Regions from separate parts of the Mus musculus genome. Here all the other regions are linked to region 5. A link is a loop called in an ENCODE intact Hi-C map of the cell type or tissue named here. Cell type or tissue: heart. All regions are shown on one strand.

Region 1 (5,000 bases), 140 kb after region 5:
TTTTCTTTTTTAAAAAATATCTATCTATTTGCATTTTATGTGTGGAAGTGATTTCCTGTATGTATATATGCACTTGATGCATGCCTGGTGCCTGCAGAAGTCAGAAGAGGGCTTTGGATCTCTTGTGAGCTATTATATGGATGCTGAAGACTGAACTTGGGTCTTTTGCCAAAGTAGCACATGTTCTTAGCCACAGAGCCATCTCTCCAGCCTAAGGAGATGATTCTCAATAGAATAACTTTGCATAGCCAAAACCTACCATGAAATTCCTGGAGAACTGAGAGGATGTCATGAAATACAGTGGCTTCGTGATCATTTTGCTATCCATCCCATTATCTTGTACTAAAAGTCACTTCATCTGTCTTTTTGTTTTGTTTTGTTTTGTTTGAGCTGTTTTTCCCTTGTTTAGGCAAACTTGTCAATAGTTCAGATATTCATAAATGCCATTTCTATAGTTCCCCTTGCCATAGCAAGATTTGGGGACTTGGGGTTTTATTTAATTAACATAAAGCAACAGTGATGCTGAAAAGATCTTTATGGGAACTGACTGAGAAAGGATATGTAGTGTTTATTGGGATGTTGATCACTTCACTTTTTAATTTGCACTTGACCAAGTATTGCTTTATGTCATTTTACCTTGTGGAAGGAATTTTAGAGTTCATCAAAGTTATTTTATATCCTCAGAAGACATGTGCTTGTTTATTGCTGTTTACCTGTGTAACCATGTATAACTAGTCTGCTTTCCTACTGAGGTGGAGCAGGCAAATGTCCTTCAATAAGTATTTTCACATAGGTTTGTTTCATTTGATAGAGTTCAATTATTTTTACAGACAAAGCAGAGAGAAGATAAAGTTACTTGCCCAAGGTCACCTAACCAGTTGAATGCAGATGGATTCAACAACAGGTCTGCTGGCTCTCACAGGCTGTTCTTTCCCCCACTACAGCACAAAGTCTACAGGAAGCTGCTCTCAGTTCTTGGCAGGCTTTCTCTTTGTTTTTTGTTTTTGTTTTTTAAATCCATGCTCTTTAGAAGGAAATCACAAGAGAGAACTGAGTAGCCGAGTCTTTGATTCTCTCATATTTTGGAAATGCACGTTTTCAAAAGAAGATATGATTCTTTTATTTAAACAACCAGAGTTCTAGGACCAGGGTATTTCCAAATAAGGGTAACGTCCAGAAACAATTTGCTTTCTTGGCAGTCTCCACACATTCTTTGTGAATGTAACTACATTTCCCATATTCCTTCTTCAGCAAGGACTCTGATGGTAATAGAAAGTTTTGAAAAGGTTTGGCTTAGTGATATTCTTTGCAGATTCAAAGTAACTAGACTTCCTGGAGCTGGCTGATAGGTTCAAATTCTGAAGTTAATTTGAATTAGAGTACAATTTTATATAGGCCAGATCATGGGTATAAATTGAGGTTAAACAGGAATGGTAAAATAATATGATACAGGGGATAGGTGAGAGGCAGAGGAGAATCTGTTAAAGTATACCTCTTTAAAAACTCTGCTGTTATTTCTGACACCTTGTATTCTGATTTTATTTTCAAATCACGAGATTAAAAGTATTAAAATACAGATCTTCAAGTATGTGACTTTACATAAATATGGGATCCTAATGATTTTACCTCATTCTTTTTCAAAGAAAAGCACTGAGAATATCATAGAAAATTGTGGCAGGACAAAATGTGAGGATAAGTGAGCTCTTACTTCAAAGTGTTGGAATATCTATGATGTGTAGACTTTAAACGCTGCTGTGCAAAACTGTAGCTTTTCCCTATAACATCTATATTTAAGGTTTTGAGTCTGAATACTGAGATTCTTTGAGAGAGGACTGGGGAAAATACAGTAATCTGACTTAGCCTCTCCTGGTTAAGGTTGACAACATTATATCTTTTGGCTCTTAGCAGCTGAGACGTTGGAGGACAATGGGTGAGGAACAATAAGAAGGTGACAGACTCAGAGTTGTTATTCACAGTCTAAATGGATTACTGCTGAGATGCCCATTTTTGGTCCACATGTGACCTTCAGATCAGCAGTCCATGGCTCCTTTCCCACTACTGCTGTGACTTAGGAAACTGCTACCAGAACTACAGTTCTGTCTGGACAAGACCACCTCGCAGCAGTAGCTTCCTAGGCTTTTGTTGCTGCCCTGATGTAACAATGGCAGGAAAGGAAGTATGGGGTTTTGAATCTCTTTGCCATCTGTTGCCCACTTGCTTGTGTATACTTATGAATCCCAGTACTTAGGAGGCTGAAGGGATGGTGGTGAGTTTTAGGCTTTCCAAAGTTATATATAGCAAGACCCTGTCACAAACAAAAGAAAATAAAACATAAGCTGGCACACAAAACCAAACCAACGAACCAAACAAACAAACAAACAAAAAAACACCACCACTGCCACGCACACTCCAGTGAAGTCTGCTTGACAGGCTGAGAAGCCTGGGAGCACTCACGAGGCAAAGAGTTTTACGGAAACTCACCTCCTGGAGTTTTGGCATTCTCATTAACCCGTATACTCATACCCTATCCCTGAATTAGTCTTGTGTATGGATCCACATGCTCTCTTTTAGTATTATCTTATTATAAGTGTCTTTTAAGATTGAATTCTGACACAGCCAGAGCCTTCACCAGTGTTCCAAGGTTCCAGAAGCCTTCGTGCTCAGAATCCGGTAGGAATGCAGTAAGGAAGTTACCCATTCAATAACTAATTAAGCATTACAAGAGCCAAAGCAGCTCAAAGCTGGTCTGCAGAGTGTTTACCATGAAAGAGCCAGGGAATCCTACTGAGATAGAAATCTTCAGTACAGGCTACATTGCATACTAGAAGCAAGTTGGTGAATTCTTCTGACAAATGGAGATTCTCCACAGATACTTAAAAGTTACTAGAAATTATCAGGGCCCAAGAAATAGGGGGGTTGTGGTATTGCAGTATTCATGAAAAGGTCTGCTAAAAGTAGAACCCCTGGTGATGGGCTTAACAATAGACTAGCTTTACACCTGGCTCCCTTCTTAGTGGCATCAGCCTGGTCCCCACCTTCTTTTGATGTATGCGTTCCTTTTATATTGTCACTGTTACTTGGTGGATTGTATCTCATCTGGTTTCTTGCTATTCTGCTGTATAAAAAGTTTGATGCTCAACCTGACAAAACACATTCAGATTCTACACAACCTCCTGTGTGCGTCTGTCTGTCATTCCTGCCAACTCCTTGCCCATCTGCACCCAGAGACAGGTTCCACGCAGATGAAAGAATCTAGTGGGGAAACCCCCACTCATATCCCGAGTCGGGGTACAACCAAAGAATCACAAGAGACCGTCTTGATGCAAACACATGAGGTAGTTTAATGACGGAGCTCCGGTACAACATGTATCTCACACAGGAGATAGTGGTTGTCGACCACGAGGCTCGAAAGCTAGGGGTTTTCAAAGAAAAGGGTCTGGGGCTGGGGGAGGAATTGGCGTGGTTTCACATGATTGGTTCATTTAAACATCAGCAGAATGATTACACATCAGAAAAAAAGTACGTGCAGGTCAGGGCGTCAGGAATTCTGAGGGCCAGGTGCTTATCTAAGTCAGCAGAGCATCTGGTTAACATTTAACCCAGGTCAGAAGGGTGGGAGATAGGGAGAAGCCGGGCCAGTCTGGACATTCTTGTATGTCTTTTCTATCTTTATGGCTAGTTGGTTCCTGGGATGATTTTGCAGCCTTTGTTCTTTGCTCTAGGCCCAAAAAGCCCTCCTAACTAGCAAGCTGCATGAGTCATGGACCTTGAATTTTAATTTTCTTTCACAGACAAGGGACCCAGAGGGTCTGCGGCACACCACCACCAAAAAACAAAAACAAAAACAAAAACCCAACAAACAAAAACCAGATCCCCCCTGAAAACCCTAACCAACCAAAACAAAACAAAACCCTCCAAAAACCAGTATCTTCTTAACTAGCCTTTGCCTTCCATCAATTTCAGTGTTCCTCCTTAGAGCCTGCATAACACATGCCTATGATCTCAGAGCTCATGAAGTAAGCAGGAGGAATGAAATCTAGAGGCCAAACTGGGCTATAAAGCAAGAATGCCTTAAGGAAATGAGGGCAATTGGGGGATGGATGGGAGGCTTTTCCCTGGGAAAGAGCACTTCTCCCACACAGCATTTCCTGGGTGCCCATGCCCTTTCCTCTTTCCATATTGGCATGGCAATTCGATGTATTATATAGTCAAGAATGTACACACATACAGAGAGACACACACACACACAATTAAAGAAAAAGATGCCATGAATTTGAATGAGAGCAATGTGGGTGCATCAGAATAATTGAAAGGAGGAAAAGAGATGGGAAAAAAGATAGGTAATTGTAATTTCCTAAAAATTAAAATAAAGCAAATATTTTCCATTTCTAATGATTTTCTTTCTATGTTAGTTTAGACTTCTTACATTCACGAACTTACACATTCATTCTAGGGTTTTCTTTGTTTTGATAATCTGTTCACTGATTCACTATTGATTTCTTCTCACAATTAGTACAGATCCAGCTACCCACTAAGAAGAAGAGGTGATGGATACTGTATAGAACAAAATGAGGAAAACTTCAATGTCTTAGCTATTCATCTTGACTAGAATATCCAGTATGTTGCTTTTCTGTTAAAATTTCTCAGTACTTAATAAATTTTGTATGGAGTATGGAAATAACATGATAAGATGATATTCTGATACATCAGTATAATCTAATGAAAAAAAGGAAATCTCCAAGTTAGATATGTGATCACATAGCTGAAGAAAAGTCTGCCATCCTTAGAGTTTCTACTTTTCTCATCCTAGATGGCTCCACACTCATGGCTGTTTATCAACCACTCTTGTGGCTTGTCTCATACTGGTGTTCCCATTGCCTGCTCCTTTCAGAACTGCAGTTCAAGGTAGCCATAACCTCCCCAGAGTTAGTCATGTGCTTGACATCTGAAATTCAGCTAAAGACAATGTTCTTAAGAAGATACTGGGTGCTAAAAATGAT
Region 2 (5,000 bases), 250 kb after region 5:
TATATGCCCAGGAGAGGTATTGCTGGATCCTCCGGTAGTACTATGTCCAATTTTCTGAGGAACCGCCAGACTGATTTCCAGAGTGGTTGTACAAGCCTGCAATCCTACCAACAATGGAGGAGTGTTCCTCTTTCTCCACATCCTCGCCAGCATCTGCTGTCACCTGAATTTTTGATCTTAGCCATTCTCACTGGTGTGAGGTGGAATCTCAGGGTTGTTTTGATTTGCATTTCCCTGATGATTAAGGATGTTGAACATTTTTTCAGGTGCTTCTCTGCCATTCGGTATTCCTCAGGTGAGAATTCTTTGTTCAGTTCTGAGCCCCATTTTTTAAGGGGGTTATTTGATTTTCTGAGGTCCACCTTCTTGAGTTCTTTATATATGATAAACAGCATTTTTAAAACATATTCTAGGCTCTCAGGACACTGTACTTGCCAGCATCCCGGTCTTAAATTTCTCAGTCTTAGAACTGTGACCAGTAATTTTATGGAGTTTTGTTTGTCTATCTATTTGTTTTTAAGATAGGATCTCAGTTAGCCCAGGCTGCCCTTGAAATGTTCTGTTGTTTAAATAAATATCAAGTTTGTTGTATTTTGTTTTAGCCACACAGAGAGGCTAAGAAAACAAAGATATTGCAGATGTAGAGTCAGGCACCAACTAAGGAAAAATAACAGCAGATAAAGGAGTACAGTCAGAGGTTCCCCAACAATCCTTTAACTTTGTCCAAAACAAAAAACAAAAAACCAGCCTTACCTATGAGAGGAACCCTGCTCAGCCTCAGGAAGTGAAGGCTGTCACTGGCAGCGTTGATCCAACTCTTTTGGTTGATTACTTTAACACTTGTATCTCTTAGTTCAGCCTCCTCTACTTACCACATATGTTTATTTTGTTGTTTGTTCACTGAAGTCCCAAATCATCTCATTCCCAAATTCACACTCCACCCTTTCACAATCAACATAAAGCAAACAAAATGACATGGCTGCTTTCAGTAGCTTGTTTTGAAAACTAGGGGCTTGAGGAGATTTCTCATATTTACTAAATCCCCTTCCCCTTAATGTTATCCATTTCCCAACCTGGCCAACCCCCATCCCATGAAAAGTTGCCTTCATCTCTGCTGCTTTTGCACCCTTCCTGCTGCTGCTCTTGCCCTGCACTGACCTCCCAGTCTTTATTCCCGCTGCTTTTCCAGGTAGCTCTACCTGCTTTCACGAAATGCAGTGTCTATGGTTTTCTCTATCTTTATTTTGCTCATCAGCTCAAAAGTCTTCCGTGATTGTCTATGTCTTTTCAGGTTTAATTTGTCTTGTCACGTGAAAGAAGGTGTCAGCTCATTTTGTGTGATTCTCTGTAGCAGATCTAGAGCCAGTAGGCAGAATTCTAGGGAGGTCAATTTCAGCTGATCAAAGGAAAAAAATCCCCTAAATAGTTTGAGCTCGGTGCACAAAGAAGTAGCTTGCTAGAGAACTGAGCTTCCTGCCCCTAGGGAGGTGCATAATCAGTAGCTGGCAACTACCTGTCAAGAATGTTGTAAAGACAATTCATACTTTCAGGATGTGGTGACCCACTGTTGACCTTAAAGACGATGATAGCTGCTTTTTTTTTTTTCTGAATGTTGAATGTTGGATGCATGCCAGGCTTGGAATTTTCATGTTACCTCATTTATCTTACATCAATTCTATGCTATGAAACCATGTGGCTCTCCATTTACAGCTGGCTCTGCTTTCATGATTAACTGCACAGTCTGGACTTACTGGACGAATTACTTCTAAACAAGATGCTTATCCTATTTTGATCTCAGTCTGCTCATCTTCATAGTGTGTCCAGGGGGTATAATAGTATTCGGTTCTATTTGGGATGTTATGCAGATTATGCTGTAAATTACCCTATACAATACAGAAAGCTCTTCTTAGCACACAGTACATTTTCAGTGGCCACTATTAGTTTTTTATTTTAGATTGTATGTTCTTTGCAGGAAGTAGTTATGTGACTTCTTATGTATTCCTTATTTCAGCTAGCTTAAATTGATCTTCCTTCAGTGAGAACTTATGGTGAGTGATACAATGAATACTTGTCAAAGTTTCTCCATGACGCTTAGCATCTTCTATTATCACTATCTGTCCATTCCTATTGATCTGATCGTGTCTTTCAGTCAATTCCAGACTAGCTTCACTCGACCTTTCCCTATGAAAACACTATGTTTATTGATCTGAGACAGCAGCTATCTGGTGATTTGAGGGCATAGAGCTATTTATGCTTCCTATTCACTAGCCCCAGTTGCTATGTGAATGGAAACCTCTTTGCTGACAACCTAGTTAAATTGTCATCCTCACTTGTATTGTTTTGATGTCCTTCATCCTTCATGTCTTCCTTACAGATTGAACCCCATATATTCCACACTCTGCTTGCAACTGTCCCTTCCAGAGCATTTCTTTAGTGCAGTTCATTGCTTTCTTTGTGAAAGTTACATGAAACTCTCTCTCCATACATCTATATGTGTGTATGTATGTGTGTATGTATGTATGTATGTATGTATGTATGTATGTATGTATGTATGTATGTATATACACATATATTTTATATTAAATATATGTCCCTTTGCCGCCATTCTTATTTTGGTTTACAGGCTTTATATAACAAGAGTGGGGAGGGGCCACTTTCCATGTTAGCCCATACAAATTAGTGGTTGTCTTAGAGAGGATGCTTCTGAAGCCAGGTGCCAGCACTTGGCTTAATGCTTCATGATGTGTAAGCCAGAAAATTATGAGTTCTTGGAATTGATTTCCTCCAAACAGCTGAGCTACAGCTTTTGTTCTATTGATGTTTGTTTTAATTCTTGAGTGTGTGTTGCTTCCAGACACCCCCCCCCCCCGGAAAACCAACTCATGTGTTATAAAGAAGGGTAATTATCTCCCAGAACCTAGCTTGATTATAAGGTTTGCCTGGTTTTATCCAATGGCATGACACTTGAACATAATATGCTAATTAAATATGTTTATATCAGGAAAGGCATATTTTATTGGGATTCAAAATTAGGCATTTGGTTTTTACATTCAATCCTATGAATATTGGCTGAATATTTACTCTAGGTCTTAGTCAAGTCCTTTTACAAATAAAAAGCATCATGAATGTGAAACATGGCTCCACAGTAATTCTTAATTTCTCTGGGGATCCAAGACAAAGGTCTCTGAAAGAGTCAGAGAGCACCTGAGGTGGCAGTGTATGTTCTACATTGACTATAAGTCAGTGCCTCCTGAAGAATGGTGGCGTGCAGGGATGCTCACTCTGCTGATGTACAGAGGAAACAGATTAGGGTCATTAAACTTCACTAAGGTATAATGTGTCAGGGCTGGTCTGAGCAAGTTGAGAAATCCATTTGCCTGTCTATCAGTACTGTTTACTTGCATGTAGCTCTTTTTAGCTCAACTCACCTCTCCGGTTCACACACACAGACGTATGCATATACACTGGAACATGAGTATGCATTTTCTCTCCTTTCTTTTAGACCTTATATGTTGATTGACTTAATTATTTATGAGTTCTGAGTATCCAGAGTGTTTACAGTTTTACTCTACTATTGGGCTATGCCTCTAGCCCATTTTCTCACATTTGAAATCAGGCTACAATTTTTCCTACACAATGTAATAGAGTTGGTAAATATCTCACTTTCCATCACCTGGAAGACAGGCACTATCAGGCTCTTAGGATTTCACAGTAGTGAGTTGGAATGATGTATCTGTTGGTATGGGGACACTGACTATTTGGGTATCTGAACTCCAAAAATCTCAATTTCTGGGTCCTATCTGCTCACTTTGGGCACATTGAGCAGCTGTACAATGTTGATCTGCCCTCTCAGTTCACCTTATGGGATGAGGCCGGGTTTCTGGGCGGGAGTTGTCAGATTGACTTGCCCTGAATTTGTTCCTGCAGCAAAGCAGATGTCTGATATTGCCTAGCAATTGAAGTGTTACTGAGGCCCCTGGCCAAATGCCATTCAGTTCTGGGTTGATGCCAAATGCTTCTGCAGACAATGAGTCTTAAGGGATGTAAGGAATTAACTATTAATGGAGATTGGAATGTGTCAGCCAGAACAGCTTGGACAAAGCTTTGAAGAATCACAAGGATCTGACTGGACTGAAAAGGAGAATGAAGCAGTTTGTGGATCTGCAGGAACCTGTCAAAGTGTTTGGTGATGTAACAATACATACCATGTCTTTGTTGATATTGAAATCAAGCCAGGGAAACTGAAGCTGAGTGTTTTCCATGGCTGCATATTAACTTATCACTAATAACGAGTATCCAGATAGATGTGACAGCATGTGCTATAAAGACGGAAAATTCAAGGATCTTTGCTTAAAACTGTGTCAAATTACTGTTCACACAGGTACATAGGCAGGAGGTTGAGGAGGTCCTACTGGCCCCACATTCAGTGACTGTGCTGTTTGGTAATTCACACACTAATTTGGAATATTTTTCCCCCAACTTGTCTGTCTCTCATAATAGCCACTTTACAGTTTTCCAAAAGTCACAGGAGAGGCGACCAGCATGACTACAAACATGCAGAAAGGAGTGTTGGTGACAATTCCTCTTGTCTGATACCTTTCTACATGAAAAACCATCAGTAACTGTGTTTGTTATTAACACAATGGTGCTTGCTCTTATTATCCATAGAAGTTCCTGTCAATTTGTTCAATAGTGGATTTCAGTCTTGTAACAAATCATAATAATTTTTGAGACTTGTAACAAATCTTAATAATGAAGAACTTTTGTCAGACTGGTAAAAAAATTAAAGACAAAGTCAGCCCTAAGCATGGTCACAGCAACTGGTTTCTCATTTAGTACTTGGGCCCCTTCAGGAAAAAGGGACACTCAAGAAGCACAATCTCTAAAAGTTTGTCATATTGTAAGATATCACATCTAAACAATGGTATCTTTACTAATTTAAAGGCATTCAAAAGATTCAATTTCCAGTCTCTGTATTGGTATTTAACTCCTTTTTATCT
Region 3 (5,000 bases), 55 kb before region 5:
CATGAGTTTCTGAATAATTTCTCTCACTTTATATCCGGGCAGTGGCATATTAGCTTCCTTGAAAAGCTCATGAAGCTCATAGTCGCAAATGAATCCATTGCTGTTGAGATCTTTGTGAAAAGGAAGGAAAAAGATAGCCAAGAAACAAACAGAAAGATAAAACAGAAAAAAGATTAGAAATAAATTTGTAAGAATATCATCATTTTACATGCCTGCCTAATTACAATATTTTTTTATCCTTTGGAATCTAAGGATGTACAGAGGAGGAATGTCTGTTTTAACTGAAAGGGCAATGTTTTGTTCATATCGTGTACCTTGTATTTTTAAAAATGTGTACAAAGCTTTACTTAGAAATAGCATCCCTGATTATAAGAAAGTATAGTTTCTAGTGTGTAAAGCTATTATTAAATCATAGAAACAAGAGGAGTCTTAGAAATAATACTTTAAACACCAACAAACTGTGTCATGGTGTAACAATTTCTACTATCTCTATGCAGCATGTAGGATTTTTATGTGTATTCTTTTCTTTTTCCAAAATAGGTTTTATGGTTTCACACAGATTTTTATGTCAAAGCACATCTGACCTGGGGTAACATAGCTGTGGAGGCCAGTTTTTTGAGTTAATATAAACAAACGTTATTCTAAGACAAACACAATTCAAGAGAATGGAGTACTGAGTAAAGCAGGCATTAAAATGATTCTATAAATTATCTAATAATCTTTAGGCTACTGTAGCTTAGGTATATTACAATGTAAGGGAAGTAATAATCTACAAATAAGCAAATGGACCAAGATGACCAAGATGGAAATGGTTTGATTAGGAATTTGATTAGGGAAGTTCTGCCAAGGCAGGGATAGTTGGGGTGGACACCTTTAGTCCCAGCACTGGGGCTTTATGCATGCTAAGGACGAGCTCTATTGCTGGGCCCCACGCTCTAGAGTCAATGCTCTAAAATACTGCACAAACTAATTCTCAGACATTAACTGCAGGAAGAATGCTCTAATCCTAGATGAGTGTTTTCAAAACAAAACTTAGCAGCGAAGACCAAAAAATACAGAAAAAGCACCCAAAACAGACGAAATGCCAGTTCATCAGGAAGCCAAAACTTGACGGAGATATCTCTCAAATAACATTTAATCTTTCTCCCTTTGTTCTAATCCTGTCCCCACCCAGCAACCACCTGATGTGTAATTTGGTTTTCTAAGTGACCATAGCCATCTGTCAGAGACACAAGGCTGGGCCTAAATAAAAGAAGAAAATAAATGAGAAGTTAAATTAAGTTAAAACCCTTGGGTCTCACTTGAACCAATATCTCTTAAATTTTTGTACATCGTTGACAACCCTGAGGATATTTACATTTTTCACCTTTAGCGACTAGAATGTGTATCATCTAGCCAGGCAATGGTACACACCTTTCTTTAATCCCAATACTCAGGAGGCAGAGGCAGGTAGATCCCAGTGTTTGAGGCCAGCCTGGTCTACAGAGAGAGCCTAAGTAGGCCAGGGTTACACAGAGAAACCAAGTCCTAAGAAAAGAGAGGTGTGGGGAAGGGAGAAATTGTGTATCACTGTATGATCTTTCTTTCCTAAATTCTACTTGGCTACCTTCTTGTATGTTCTCAGTAGATGCTAATCCTATTTACATTGTGGCATTTTGGTGCTTGTATTAAGCAAATCACAATGGGTCGGTCGTCCTTAGGACTGGACTGGAAGGGAACAATTTCAATGTCTTTAAGAAGGCAGAGAGAGCCAGAAAATGGCCGCCGCTAAGAATTAATTTTACAAAACCTCCCAGCTGGTAAAATCCTTACAAGGCACAGAAGAGTGTGTAATTATATTCCAAGCATTTTATGTGATTGTCTTTCCAATCTCCAGTTTAAAAAAGCAGAAATCAAACCTAGCAGTACATCTCTGAAGCAATGACAGCAATCTAACGTTCCAGAGAAATGAGGGAGCACGCTGGTTTCACCAGAATCCATCCTACCAGTAACGTTATTCACCGAGAGCTAAGGTCATGGTTGATGGTGAACTTTTCCCATTCTGAATTTGATATGAACATAACATTTTAATAATATGAGCATCTAAGAAACAGACCCAGATCAAAAGCGGTTTTAACTGGAAACTAAAATTGCAATCAGCAGGCACGATGGTACCTCTTTATTTTCTCATTAAAGCTGCCAACATTCTGGAACCCATTTCTGGCTCACTCACTGCTTCTCACTACACACTATATATATATATATATATATATATATATATATATATATATATATATATATATATATATGTGAGAAGGAAGAGGCTTTGTATTTGGAAGACTTGCCTCTTATACCACCACATTCTCTAATGACTGATTAAAAATATAAATCATTTGCATATAGCTTATGTTATCCACAACAGTCACAATGCTTCTACGAGCATTGTAGTTCTGAAAATATGATTATTATAGGGACACTAACATGCCACAGGGGGAAAAAAAAGGAAGGCTACCTAGCTGCCAAACCAAGTGCTTGCACAAAGTAATGAGCTAACATTTAACAAATGTAAAAAGTTTATTTAAAAAACAAACACTGAAAAACATTATACTTGGGCAAAAAATCACTAGGAGGCACTCAAGATTGTACTAGGCAGAACCATCTTTTCCTCTGGCTGCTGAATTCATCAGAAACACACTAACTATTGGTTACAAGGAATTCACTCTCCATCTGTCTCTCCGTGTCTCAGATGACACATGTAGAGTCACATCTGCATTTTGTTTTAAAGGAAATCTCATTCTTCTCTTTTTACCAAGCATTAGTTTAAATGCCAGTTACCTCCTTCAACACCCTCCCCCAAGTTACCTCAAAGCAAACAAACTCATGTTCCTGCCATGTTCCTGCAGAAGTCTGAATCACACCAAGAATGCACATCCTTAAAAGGAAATGTTTTCCCTCCCCTTGCATCCTGTTATTTAAGCTATTTTAAGTCCTTGTCTGGAGAAGGTTGAGCCAGAATTCAAGTGGTTTTGATTTTGGCTGCTGTTTTACAGTGCCCTTGCCTAGGTGGTATGCAGTATAACCCATCCCTTCAAAAGCATCTTTTAAGGTGCTACTTTGTGTTATAAATCTGACAGTAAGAAAAATGAGGATTTCCTTTGACCCTCAGGGAGTGTGTGTGTGTGTGTGTGTGTGTGTGTGTGTGTGTGTGTGTGTTGCTTTAACTCTTCTTGAATCTGTCTAAATATAGTGTTTTTCTAAAAAAGAGGTTGCAACTGTGGGCCATCATATTTAATGCACATATGGCTCCTACATTAACCCATTGTGGACAGTGTCCACAATTAAAAGAAGAAAATCAATCCAGTTCAGTCATACAATCTTTTGAAAAGGCTGGAATTTTAAAAATTTCAGTTTAGCTTACCTAATGTATTCTTAAAATGTTTTAAATTAAAAAACATTGATAGAGAATGTATGTGTCTAATAATGGATTTACAGAAACACACATGATGTTGAAAGTCTATAAAAGTTGAAAGTCTACAATACAAAATCATTGATTTATAGACTTGACCAGGGGCTGGAGAGATGGTTCAGTATTTATGAGTACTTGTTGCTCTTGCAGAGAACTCAGTCTTACTTCTCAGCACCCATCTGATAGCTTGTCAACATTCAGAACTTTTGTTCCAAGGAATCTGACATCCCTTTCTTACCTCTGCAGGTACCAGACACATATGTGGCGCACACACACACACACAGACACACACACACACACAGACACACACATACACACACACACAGACACACACATACACAGACACACACACACACAGACACACACACACACACACAGAAAACACACAAAATTAATAAATCCCAAAACAATTTTTGGAACACAACTGACCAAAAGGTTTTTTTGACAGGAGCATATATACATATATTTTCTTTATTACACCCTAAGGTCCAAGTAGTAAAACCAAGCTTTCATTAGGTATTGAAGTTTGAAAACTTAGCTGGATACTGCTTGTGGGCACCTTTAACCCCAGCACTCAGGAAGCAGAGATAGGTCAATCTCTGAGTTCTGGGCCAGCCTGGTATACAGAGCAAGTTCTAGGATGGTCATGGCTACCCAGAGAGCCCTGTCTTGGAAAAATGCCAAGGAAAGGATGCTACTATATATATCTTCAGATGTGGATCTAACCCTGTAGCTCAGCTTCTACTTTCTAAGATAGGAACATAATGAACATAAGTGGATATTTAATGAGTCTAGTCTAGGGTAGACTAGAGCTTGCTTATTCATCTTTTATATTGGACTTTCAGGAGTGGATCCCCAAAGGTGGAGTTCACCTAGATGTGAACACTTGAGCAATCTAGAGGGCCAGGAATGGGTATTCAGAAATGTTTCTAATCTTTTCCTGTATGTTTCTAGCAGTTTGCTGATAGCTGCCTACCTGCTGCTACTCTCTTCTCTCTAAACATATTGACATACACATATTTGTGGTCATGTTCTCACATGTGTGCGGTCCAGCTCGAATCCTCACACAGGTCCTCAGAGAACTTTCCATCAGCACATGGTCTCCAGGCTATCCCCAAACATCCACTTCTAATATTGCATTGATAATGGACCACACAGCACAGTGAAAGAACACTAGCTAATTTATCTTTTAGTTGAGATGCAGTATTTCTTTACTTATTTAGTATTAGGAGACAGAATAGAAGGTAGTACATGCTGGTCTTGTACTTGTTATGTAGCTAAGACTAGCCTTGAATCCCTCTTCTTGTCTCTACTTCTAAATTTTTGACTTGCTGGCATATATCACCATGCCCAGTTTTATTCATTTATCTGCTTGTTCATTCATTTCTGTTAGTTTGGGCCTATAAATACATCCCCCCCCCACATTTGTAAGTGTGTGTGTGAATGCCCAGTTCCATCTATAAACTAACCAATAGCTCTACAACTTACCGACAGAACTGCCTCCTAGTTTTTGCAGTTTTCTATTTGAAGGTATAATTAAACAAATGTGTGCTGT
Region 4 (5,000 bases), 330 kb after region 5:
TCTTTGTGCTTTTGTTTTTGTTTTTTGTTTTGTTTGTGTTTTCAGTTTTGTGTCTTGTTTGTGTTTTTTATTATGTTGTTTGTTTTTTGTTTGTATTTTTGATTTTTTGTTTATTTTTTTCTGGTTTGTTTGTTTGTTGTATTTTTGTCTTTTTTGTGGTTTTGTTTGGTTTTGTCTTCCTGGCCCTACCCCACTGACTGTTTTCCTTTACTCATTTGCAAACCTTGGCCATTGTCACTTTCCAATACTATAGTCCTTGTTTGAACTATTTCTGAAAGGAATGCCCATCACGGTGCCATTTCCTGTTGAAGATCAGGAGGGACACCAGCAGGAAGAGGCAGAAGTTCTTCACTAGCATCCCTAATGATAGAGTTGTAGGCTGTTAAATTGAATCAGGGGATATTGGTGTTTTTTTTTTTAATGTTTTCGTATTTTTTAAAAGCTTGAATATAGTATGAGAAATGAAAATGAGTTGCACATACTGGTGCTGTTCTGCACCACCGTACTCTGCTGGACCTGGACAGGATGCAGCCAAACTACTGACTGGACTTTAGGACTAGTAAGAAAAGCACCATGGTCATTTAAAGACTCATTCTATCCCAGACCTGCCTTAGTTTTGGAAGTTGATTTGAAGTAACTATAATGGCAAAAGTCCATTTCTATCTCTAGTCTCATTGAATACAAACCCCATCTATTACTGTATTGAATTATTATTTTTTTTAAAAGTTCTATTCAATTTAAAATTTTTTACAAAATGTTTTGGTATATATTAAGATAAAATTGAGATTTTTTTTCTCATTAGATTAATATTCCCACTGTGCATAATTGGGGATTTAGTATTTAGGTTTGAAACTGCCAGTTATATAATAATCTACTTTACATTTGATAGTTTTGTATTTAAATTTTCTATTCATCATCTTATGGTTGTGTTTATGCAATTTTTACTTAATAAAGTTTAAAGTTATTTAAACACTTCACAAGATCTGGTGCCTCCTGTTTCTTTTATGGCAGAGTAATAAAGCCTGGTTTGTGAGGTGACCTGAGAAGCAGGTGTTGAGGGTGTGACTCACCAGCTTCAGCCTTAGAAACATTGTGCTCACCAGTGATTGTTATTGTGTTCTGGGTCTCTGCAGTGGAGTTGGAATGTTCCAGAGAGCATCCACTCCTTTATTGTGGGTTGTAGAGGGAGAATATATGTGCAGCTCAGTTGAGCTGTGTCCAGCTGTAGAGTGTGTACTTGGGGCCACTTGTTATTGAAGCTACTCTGCATTACTCTAAATGGGAATTCAGGCAGGTCCACTACTGACACCTACCACAGACTGAGAATGACACTGGAAAAGAAAACAGTATCTTCATAGTTTGGCCCAGATTTTGGGAGAAAAAATATCTCAATTCTCTTTTGTCTCTAGCAGCTTGAGGATGTATAGAAAAGACAACACAGAGTTGGGGGAATGGCTCAGTTGGCCAAGTACTTGCCAGTAAGTGTGAGGATCCAAGTTGTACCCAGGGCCCCATTAAGATAAGCCACGATGTGTGGCTGTAAGCCTGAAGAGCTCAGATCCTTTATGGCAGAGTGGTTTTCCATCTTATCTCTTTCCTCCAGCCCAACTCCTGCCTTGGGAGGATGTTTCTTTCCTAATCAGCCATTCTTGCTTTTTCAGCAATTAGAAGTCTGTAATCAATTAATTGAGGACAGAAGATCCTCAAAATCCTCTGGAAGCTCTTCTGAACCTTGCTATCATCCAATATCAGTAGTGTCTATTTTCAAATGCTTAATGTGTATGTGGAGGCTGACAAACATGAAGCTCGGTGGTAGATGGGAGAGCTTACCCATGTATGATGTGTGAGTCCATGCCTTCAGTCATCAGCACCTTTGGTGGGGCACAGAGCTGAAGCTTTAAAATGTTTGTGGATGTTCCACTCCACAGGGAGCAGACAGCTAAGCTCAGTAAGAAGATGAAGTTTCCAACGAGCAGTTGTATTGCAGATGACTCTGTTCCTTCACAGGACGACTCATCATAGTCACGTGGTATGCCATTTGATGGCACTGGCCTTCAGTAAAGGCAATGTAGTCTTTGGAAGAGCAAAGTGGGCCCAGATAAACAATACCGAGGTTCAAAAACAAGTTTTCAAGTACATCTGTTTTTCTTCAGAGCTGGGACTGAATCCAGGACCTCATTGATGGGGAGCAAGCACTCTGCCAACTCACAATATCAGTAACAACAAAAAAACCAGCAACATGCACCGCCCCCAGAATCAATTATTATTATCTTAAAAAGCAGTTCATCTAAATTAGGGCCAGGCTATTTTTTTGGAAGTTGAATGCTGCCATCTGCTGGCTGCCTTGGAGGAGGGCACTCTTTCAGACACAACAAAACCGAAAACCCACACAGCCTCAGAGGTGAAAGCCAGATACAACATAATTTTACCCACAAAAATGATCGCTTCTTTCACAATGTAAGTAAAATATGATTCTTTTAAAAAGTGTAAAATATAGAAAACGTGAATATGGAAAAGTATAAATTTCCTATTACTCCTTAGTCCAACACCTTGGTGATTTTTTTCTTTGCCCATTCCCCTCTTTCATTTTCCCTTTTCTCGTGTGTGTGTGTGTGTGTGTGTGTTGTTTGCTTATTTGTTTATTTTGAATTAGAGCTATGTATATAGCTGAGGCTAACCTTGAAACTGACCTTTCCCTATATCTCTGCTTCAGAGTACTGGGATATCAGGGGGACATTACCACTCCCAGCCACCCAGGCTTTATGTGCACATTGATTCATGTATTGGATTGAAACAGGTTTTCCTTTATCCAAGGCTGCCTTAGACCTTTCTAGTTAGCCTTGAACTTCTGACCCTACTGGTTCAACTTTGAGAATGCTGGGGTTTCAGGGCTGTGCCACCATATCCAGTTTACCCAGGTTTATGCATGTGGGCATCCAAGCAATTTAACTCAAATTTGAATCTCCAAACTTTACCTGTTACTCCCATCTTCAGGTGCAGGCATGAAATCCAGTGGCACAGCATGCTGAGCAAGCACCTTGCCATTGAGCTACAGCCTGTCTCTCTTGTTTCCATCGTACAATATTTGGACTTGTGTTCCAAACTATGTTTTTATACGAGTTGCATTTAACAAACAGTTATTGCAAATTTTCTATATGCTAAGCAATTTATTAGGCAACAGGAATAAAACAATGAAAGGCTGGAGATATGACTCATTTGGCGATGCTAGAGCCCTTTGCCTAGAGGGCACTGGACCCCATATTAGATTTCCAACCATGAAAATCAAAAATAAGGATGCAGGAATGGTTCAATATATGAAAATTTATCAAAGTAACCCACTATATAAACAAACTTAAAAAAAAATCACATAATCATCTTAGTAGATGCTGAAAAGGTACTTCATTTATTAAACCCATCTTTTTTTTTCTAGGTTTTAAGACAAAACCCCTAACTTTTCTTACTGATAATGGTATCACATAGCTGTAAGCACTCAGGATGGAGAGGCAGGAGGATTGTCCCCAAGTTCCTGATCTCATAGCATGTTTGAGGCCCAACTGACACACATAGTGAAAAATGCCTATCAAAGCAAAAACAAACTCCACTGTGCATGTAGAAATGAACAGAAGAGCACTTGACACCTTAGCTCACAACCTCCTGCAACTCCAGCCCGAGGGAACTCAACACTCCCCCATGGCCTCTGTGGCTTCCTGTACCCAGGTTCTCATATCCACATGAACAAACATTAATTCAAAATAAAACAGTTCTTTTTCATAGGAAACAAAAAGATTGAGAGAGAGGGAGGACACAGAGCCCCACACAGACTATAATTTCAACCGTCTCAGGCAGAAATCTTAGTTGCTCATCATATTCATTACAGTGTATCGCCTGAGAGATTAGGGTTGTTTTTTTAAATTAGGTATTTTCTCCATATACATTTCAAATGCTATCCCAAAAGTCCCATAGACCCTCCACCCCATACTGCCCTACCTACCCACTCCCACTTCTTGGCCCTGGCATTCACCTGTACTGAAAAGTTTAAAGTATAAAGTTTGCAAGACCAAGGGGCCTCTCTTCCCAATGATGGCCGACTAGGACACCTTCTGCTACATATGCAGCTAGAGAAACGAGCTCTGGGGGTACTGATTGGTTAATATTGTTAATATTGTTGTTCCACCTATAGGGTTGCAGACCCCTTCAGCTCCTTAGATACTTTCCCTAGCTCCTCCATTGGGGGCCCTGTGTTCCATCCAATAGCTGACTGTGAGAATCCACTTCTGTGTTTGCTAGGCCCCGGCATAGCCTCACAAGAGACAGCTATATCAGGGTCCTATCAGCAAAATCTTGCTGGTGTATGCAATGGTTTCAGTGTTTGGAGGCGGATTATGGGATGGATCCCCGGGTATGACAGTCTCTAGATGGCCTTTTGTCTCAGCTCCAAACTTTGTCTCTGTAACTCCTTCCATGGGTGTTTTGTTCCCAATTCTAAGAAGGGGCAAAGTGTTCACACTTTGGTCTTCGTCCTTCTTGAATTTCATGTGTTTTGCAAATTTTAACTTGTATCTTGGGTATTCTAGGTTTCTGGGCTAATATCCACTTATCAGTGAGTACATATTGTGAGAGTTCCTTTGTGATTGGGTTACCTCACTCAGGGTGATGCCCTCCAGGTCCATCCATTTGCATAGGAATTTCATAAATTCATTCTTTTTAATAGATGAGTAGTACTCCATTGTGTAAATATACCACATTTTCTGTATCCATTCCTCTGTTGAGGGGCATCTGGGTTCTTTCCAGCTTCTGGCTATTATAAATAAGGCTGCTATGAACATAGTGGAGCATGTGTCCTTACCAGTTGGAATATCTTCTGGATATATGCCCAGGAGAGATATTGCGGGATCCTCCGGTAGTGCTATGTCCAATTTTCTGAGGAACCGCCAGACTGATTTCCAGAGTGGTTGTACAAGTTTGCAATCCCACCAACAGTGGAGGAGTGTTCCTCTTTC
Region 5 (5,000 bases):
CAGGCTCAGGATTCTGTTTGTATATGACTTAGACAGCCTGCAGCCCAGCTTGTCAGGAGTGTTCCACCTCTTAGAAATGATTTCACACTGGGTTTGTCTGAATTGTTTTCTGTTTCTTTGATTTTCATTTTGTTGAGAGAAAGAGAGAAAACATAAAGTTTGATGAATAGGATCTGGGAGGGCTGGGGGGGAGAAAAATATGACCAAACTATTTTGTATGAAAACAATTAAATAATGATTAAAAAGAAAACCATGAGTATAACTGAGAGAGAGAGAGAGAGAGAAAGAGAGAGAGAGGGAGAGGGAGAGGGAGAGAGAGAGAGAAGCAATTTAAACCATTTTTCTTCTTGCCTTATTGAGCCAGGCTCTCATTGAAGCAAGCTAGTTGATTGAGGGTGTCCTGGAATCCCTGATTCCCCTGTATCTGCCACTTAAATGCTGGAATGAGAGATGTAATTTAACCACGACTGGCTTTAAAATATTTTCATTTTGAAATAATTTTGGCTTGACAGAATAACAACAATCATATAGATGATGTTGATCTTCACCCAGCTAGTATCATTTTATATATCTATCTAAACATCTTTTAAAGCTAGGAAATTAACAATGGTTATTAGTGTCTACTCACGTACACAGTGCTGAACTGCATAAACAATGTGGTTTTTTTTTAGTTAAGTTAAACTTTTATTAGAAATTCACTCTAAAATTATATTGTCACCTTCCTTCCTTCCACTAGGGGGGCTCATCTCTATGAGTTCAGGTATAGTTTAAATCCATTGCTAGCTAATTTGTGCAACAGGCTAGCCTGCACATCAGGACCCTGTGCTTTTAGATAAGTGTGGTTTTCAGGCTCAGAATCTTATGTACAGCTGAAAACAGAGTGCAGGAGGTATTCACAGGTTACTTAAATAAAAAGTCTAGGAGGAAAGACGCAAAGCAAAAATCTTTTATATATTCCCAGTTACTTTAAAAAAATATAGTGTGTGTGTATGTATGCAAACATAAAGTGTGCTAAGAATGCTATGTAAAGGTTAGAGGACAAACTGCAGGAGCTAGTTCTCTGCTATCCAATTGGTCCAGGGGGTTGGACTTGGGTAGTCAGGACTGACTTTTATCATGTGAACCATCTATCTCTAAAGGGTCCTCAACCCCTAACCCTCATTTCCCTTTTGTAGGGTTTGCAGTACTTGATTTTAAGTACTAATATGTGTAAACTGAGCCTGTTTTTGCAAGTAAGTGAGACTTTTAAATTCCTGACTTGGGTGACTCCTCTACGTGTTTCCCTTTCCTTTTATTTTTCTTCAATTTCCTTGTTTTCTTAACTCATACACTTATTGCTTGAGACAGGGCATCATGTAGTCCTTCTTGGCTTTGGACAGCTGATGCCCCTGCCTCAGCTTCCCAAGTGCTCAGCTTATAATCACTTGCCACCACCACACTTGGCTGTTCTACACTGTTTTCATATGTGACAATATATAATCTAAATAGGGAAACTTCCACTATGGGACAGTATGGGAAAGTCCTTTCAGAGACTTTCAAACCACCACACAGCACAAAACCCAACCAATTTTGGAAATTTTGTATCAAGTAGGTCTGGGTATGGTTTCTAAGCCAATAAATTTCAAACAACGAATAATTGATAGTTAATTTTACACAAGAGATTGTTCTCTACCTTTAAGTAGATGCCCAATATTGAGAATAGTATAGGGCAGATTAAAGGGTAGTGATGGTTTATTTTTTAACACTATCTTGTGGGATACGTCTTCAAAACCAGCCATTTAGGGATGAAATGAGACATGAGTTAAACATTAGCTTTCTTAGAAGATGATTTTAAAATTTAGAAAAGGTATATGGAATTTCTGGGAAACAGATATATGTCACCACATAAGTACATTTGAAGCCTTTGTTTTGAAAGCAGCTTTTTTCTTATTTTATTATTCTTTTTAATTTTTAATTTTGCTTAAAACCACAGCAACAGATCACTTTCTGCTCCCCTCATGCAAATCTAGTTCAGTGGATGCTAACTGACACACATCGCCCCTCCCACCAACTCCCTCCACACTTTTGTCTTGGTAGTTTGGGGAACATGGGCCTCAGCCATTGCATTCCAGTTTTAAAGTCAAAAGAGGTCATGTGACTATTACCCTAGGGGCATCAGAGACTTAAGATGCGGGATGCCAATTGGCAAGTGTGGGACCTCGGCCATTAAGTTGCAATTCACAGTAAACTGCATCTCAGTGTTCAACTTTAGTCTCCCAAACCCATTGTGATGTTGAAATGGAGTAAATGCTTACTGTTCCGTAGGTTTTTAAACCTACACTTCTACCTACCGTATTCACTCAAGCTCCTTCACCCTGTCTGCATTACCCCTGAGTAGAAGGGTGATAGCAGCATCCCTCTGGTCTGATCCTATATGACTAGACGCCCCAGTTTAAATCCAAGCTAGACCTGCACCACTGGTGTAGTCAGTTATACAGCTCCAGTGAAAAGCCAGTCTTCAGGATGTAAACTGTCAGCAAAGCTGGAGCAAGCAAGGGCCTGGAGCCAGGGGAGGTTCAGAACCGCCAACACTTGAGCTAGTGGAGCAGCAGCAGCAACTTTGGGACTGGCGACCGCAGGGCTAGTCGGCGTCCTCAGGCCTCTCATTAGGTCGCTAAAGTAAGCAGGCGGAGAAAAGTAAACACAGGCAAGTGCAGCTGAGTCTGGGAATGGGGCTTCAGCCACCATCTCGGCTCAGCCTCCCAGGGGTCCCAGAGCGGTCCCGGGTGCTGCAGCCCTGCTCGCTAGCTCTGAGTTGCACAACCAGAGCCATCGGGACTCAAGCTGACCGCCAGGGCGCTGCTAGGGGAGAGAACCAAAAGGTACCTCCGGGCTAGCCTGGAAAGCTTCTGCCACCGAAAGGAAAAACAAAACAAAACAACAACAACAACAACACACACACAAAACACCAAAAACAAAAACAAAAAAAAAAACAAAAAACAAAACAAACAAACAAAAAAACCAAAAAACTGCTTACTCATAGGGAGTCGCGGCGCAGTCCCGAAGCTCAGCCTAAGGGCTGGGGAGAGGAGAGGGCAGAAGGTGGGCCGCCGAGGCCAGGTTCCTGGGGGGGGGGGGGGTACCGCACCCGCTCCGCGCCCCGCCTCTTTGGGAGCCTCGGGGTCCTCAGAAACCCGCCGGGTCACCTAGAGCGGGCGATTTGGAACTAGCGGGAAGCGACCTACGCTGCTAGCTCTGGGATTTTCCAGCGGCTGAGGAGGAAGGGAGGGAGGGAGGGAGGGAGGGAGGGAGGGATGGATTGAAGAATGGCTGTAGCTGGAAATGGAAGGCAGAGGGAAGATAGGCTTAGGATTTCCACTTCAGGGGTGGTCGCTGCCTTAGGGAATCTGGGTAAGTGTTGGCTTTTAAGCCCTTCGGTCTGTGGTGGGCAACAAGTTAGGAGGAACTAGAGAGCAGTCGCAGCGAAGAGCAGAAAAAGTGATGGCAGAGGGTGGTAATAAGGAACCCTTTGGAGCTCCCACCCATTCCGTTGGCGAGGATCGCCCGGGAGCCGAGCCTCAGACTCCAGATGAAATTTTCTTCGATCTCCCCCTTTGCCCAACCCCCGTCCCCTAGTATAACACACGTTCCTGCTAAGGTTCCCGGAGATGCTCTCACCAGGACCCACTCTTACCCACGCCCAGGAAACCGGCTCCCCTCGAGCCCTTGGAACTGCAAAGCACTTACGTAAAAGTCGCAGAGTCGCTGATCTGGCTCTACAGCTTCCGACCAAGCACTCAGACAACTTCTGCCCCTAGGAATCTCTGCAGCTGTGCTTCTAAAGCCAGCGCTCCCTCCCCTCTTGCCAGCCTCCTCCGCCCTGCGGCCACAGCCATTGGCTCAGATGGTGTTCACAGCGGCCTGGGAACCAGGAAGAGGATTGGGCCAGGAGCCTGTCACATCAACTGGGTGGGGGAACTGAGAGACCCGGCAGCAGCAGGGATGGGCAATGAGGAGGGATGGGGACTGGAACTCTGTTTGCAAGCCTGTTTTTCCATTCCCTACCTGGTGGAAGAACTTAGAAGTAAATCTACAAGGCTTGGCGTGGAATGCATGTTTCACAAACATTACTGAAATAACTGTAAAGTTGGGAAATTCGGAGCATGTTTGAACGTCTCCTAGTTAAGTCAGGTATGGGGTTGGCGGGGGGGGGGGGGGTTACGGTGCCGGTTTTTTTTTTTTCTTTCTTTCTTTTTCTCATCATTGGGAAGGTATAGTACTTCGCTTTGATTTCTTCAGACCTGACACCAAAGGACTCCAACTGGGGAACCTCCCAGCTACTGCCCCTTTGTTTTTGCTTGGTTTGTTTTGAGAGAGGATCATACTAGGTAGCCTCAAATTGGCGTTCTCAACAATCTAGTACTGGAATAACCACCTACCGCCAGCACGCCCATTTCATCATAGTCAGGGAAAGGCCCGTGTGTTCCTGGCACCAGCCAAATGAATTGTTGGCCTAAATCACTTGTCTGGTAGCTTTGTCCTTGAGAGGGAGGAGTGAGAGGTGAGTGAGAGAAGGAAGAAGTGGTAGACATCACTTGGTTGCACTGGAGTAGTCCCTAAGTGGGTCTCCTCTGGTGGGTGTCCTTTCCCCAGAAACAATTGGGGGACACCTTTTCTGTTGCCCACGGTTCTGCCCCTGTGCCATCATCTACACTGGGTTCCTCTCTGTTTGTTTTTCGATCCATGGGCTCATCCTAGCTCCAAAATGAGCTTGGAGGGCCAAAAGTCTAAGTGTCCCTCTGAACCCTAGCTAGATTGTTTTATATGAGAACCATAGAACCCCCCCCCCCCAGTACTTCCTGCTTGGCAGCGTTCCAACCCTAAGCACATTGTTGTTGTTGACCAGGAAGAGTCTGTTGGGAAGTTTGGTAAAAATTTAAAGTTGGTTCAGGTAAGTTCCATGTTACATATGCCAGGGAAGAATTCGACAGTATGAGGAGCTTAAAAATTGAATTCAAGGG

The links. Peaks named below come from ENCODE experiments on the same cell type or tissue, not always from the same donor. Only the 100,000 strongest peaks of a DNase experiment are listed, where the experiment ranks them.
Region 1: a loop joins it to region 5, with 2.9 times the contacts of the local background. A loop is called at or near these places in 3 of 42 quality-filtered maps.
Region 2: a loop joins it to region 5, with 3 times the contacts of the local background. A loop is called at or near these places in 5 of 42 quality-filtered maps.
Region 3: a loop joins it to region 5, with 11 times the contacts of the local background. A loop is called at or near these places in 10 of 42 quality-filtered maps.
Region 4: a loop joins it to region 5, with 3 times the contacts of the local background. A loop is called at or near these places in 6 of 42 quality-filtered maps.

What each region holds. Positions count from the first base shown.
Region 1 is chrX:76,008,753-76,013,752 of GRCm38, forward strand. No RefSeq gene overlaps it. Among named protein-coding and RNA genes, the nearest start is that of Gm23320, 130 kb to the left of the region's middle. In heart, no CTCF peak of the experiment used is centred here; a DNase peak (open chromatin) is centred at 2,079.
Region 2 is chrX:76,119,515-76,124,514 of GRCm38, forward strand. No RefSeq gene overlaps it. Among named protein-coding and RNA genes, the nearest start is that of Gm14707, 120 kb to the right of the region's middle. In heart, no CTCF peak of the experiment used is centred here; no DNase peak of the experiment used is centred here.
Region 3 is chrX:75,816,138-75,821,137 of GRCm38, forward strand. Pls3 (plastin 3 (T-isoform)) reads right to left here. Exons shown (of 16, transcript NM_001166453.1): 3 at 1-110. Among named protein-coding and RNA genes, the nearest start is that of 4933407K13Rik, 54 kb to the left of the region's middle. In heart, a CTCF peak has its summit at 2,608; a DNase peak (open chromatin) is centred at 2,934.
Region 4 is chrX:76,199,256-76,204,255 of GRCm38, forward strand. No RefSeq gene overlaps it. Among named protein-coding and RNA genes, the nearest start is that of Gm14707, 45 kb to the right of the region's middle. In heart, a CTCF peak has its summit at 2,347 (motif pointing left); no DNase peak of the experiment used is centred here.
Region 5 is chrX:75,871,322-75,876,321 of GRCm38, forward strand. Pls3 (plastin 3 (T-isoform)) reads right to left here and starts at 3,849. Exons shown (of 16, transcript NM_001166453.1): 1 at 3,727-3,849. In heart, CTCF peaks have their summits at 725 and 2,823; DNase peaks (open chromatin) are centred at 2,650 and 3,870; H3K4me3 peaks cover 2,676 bases; H3K27ac peaks cover 1,771 bases; H3K27me3 peaks cover 697 bases.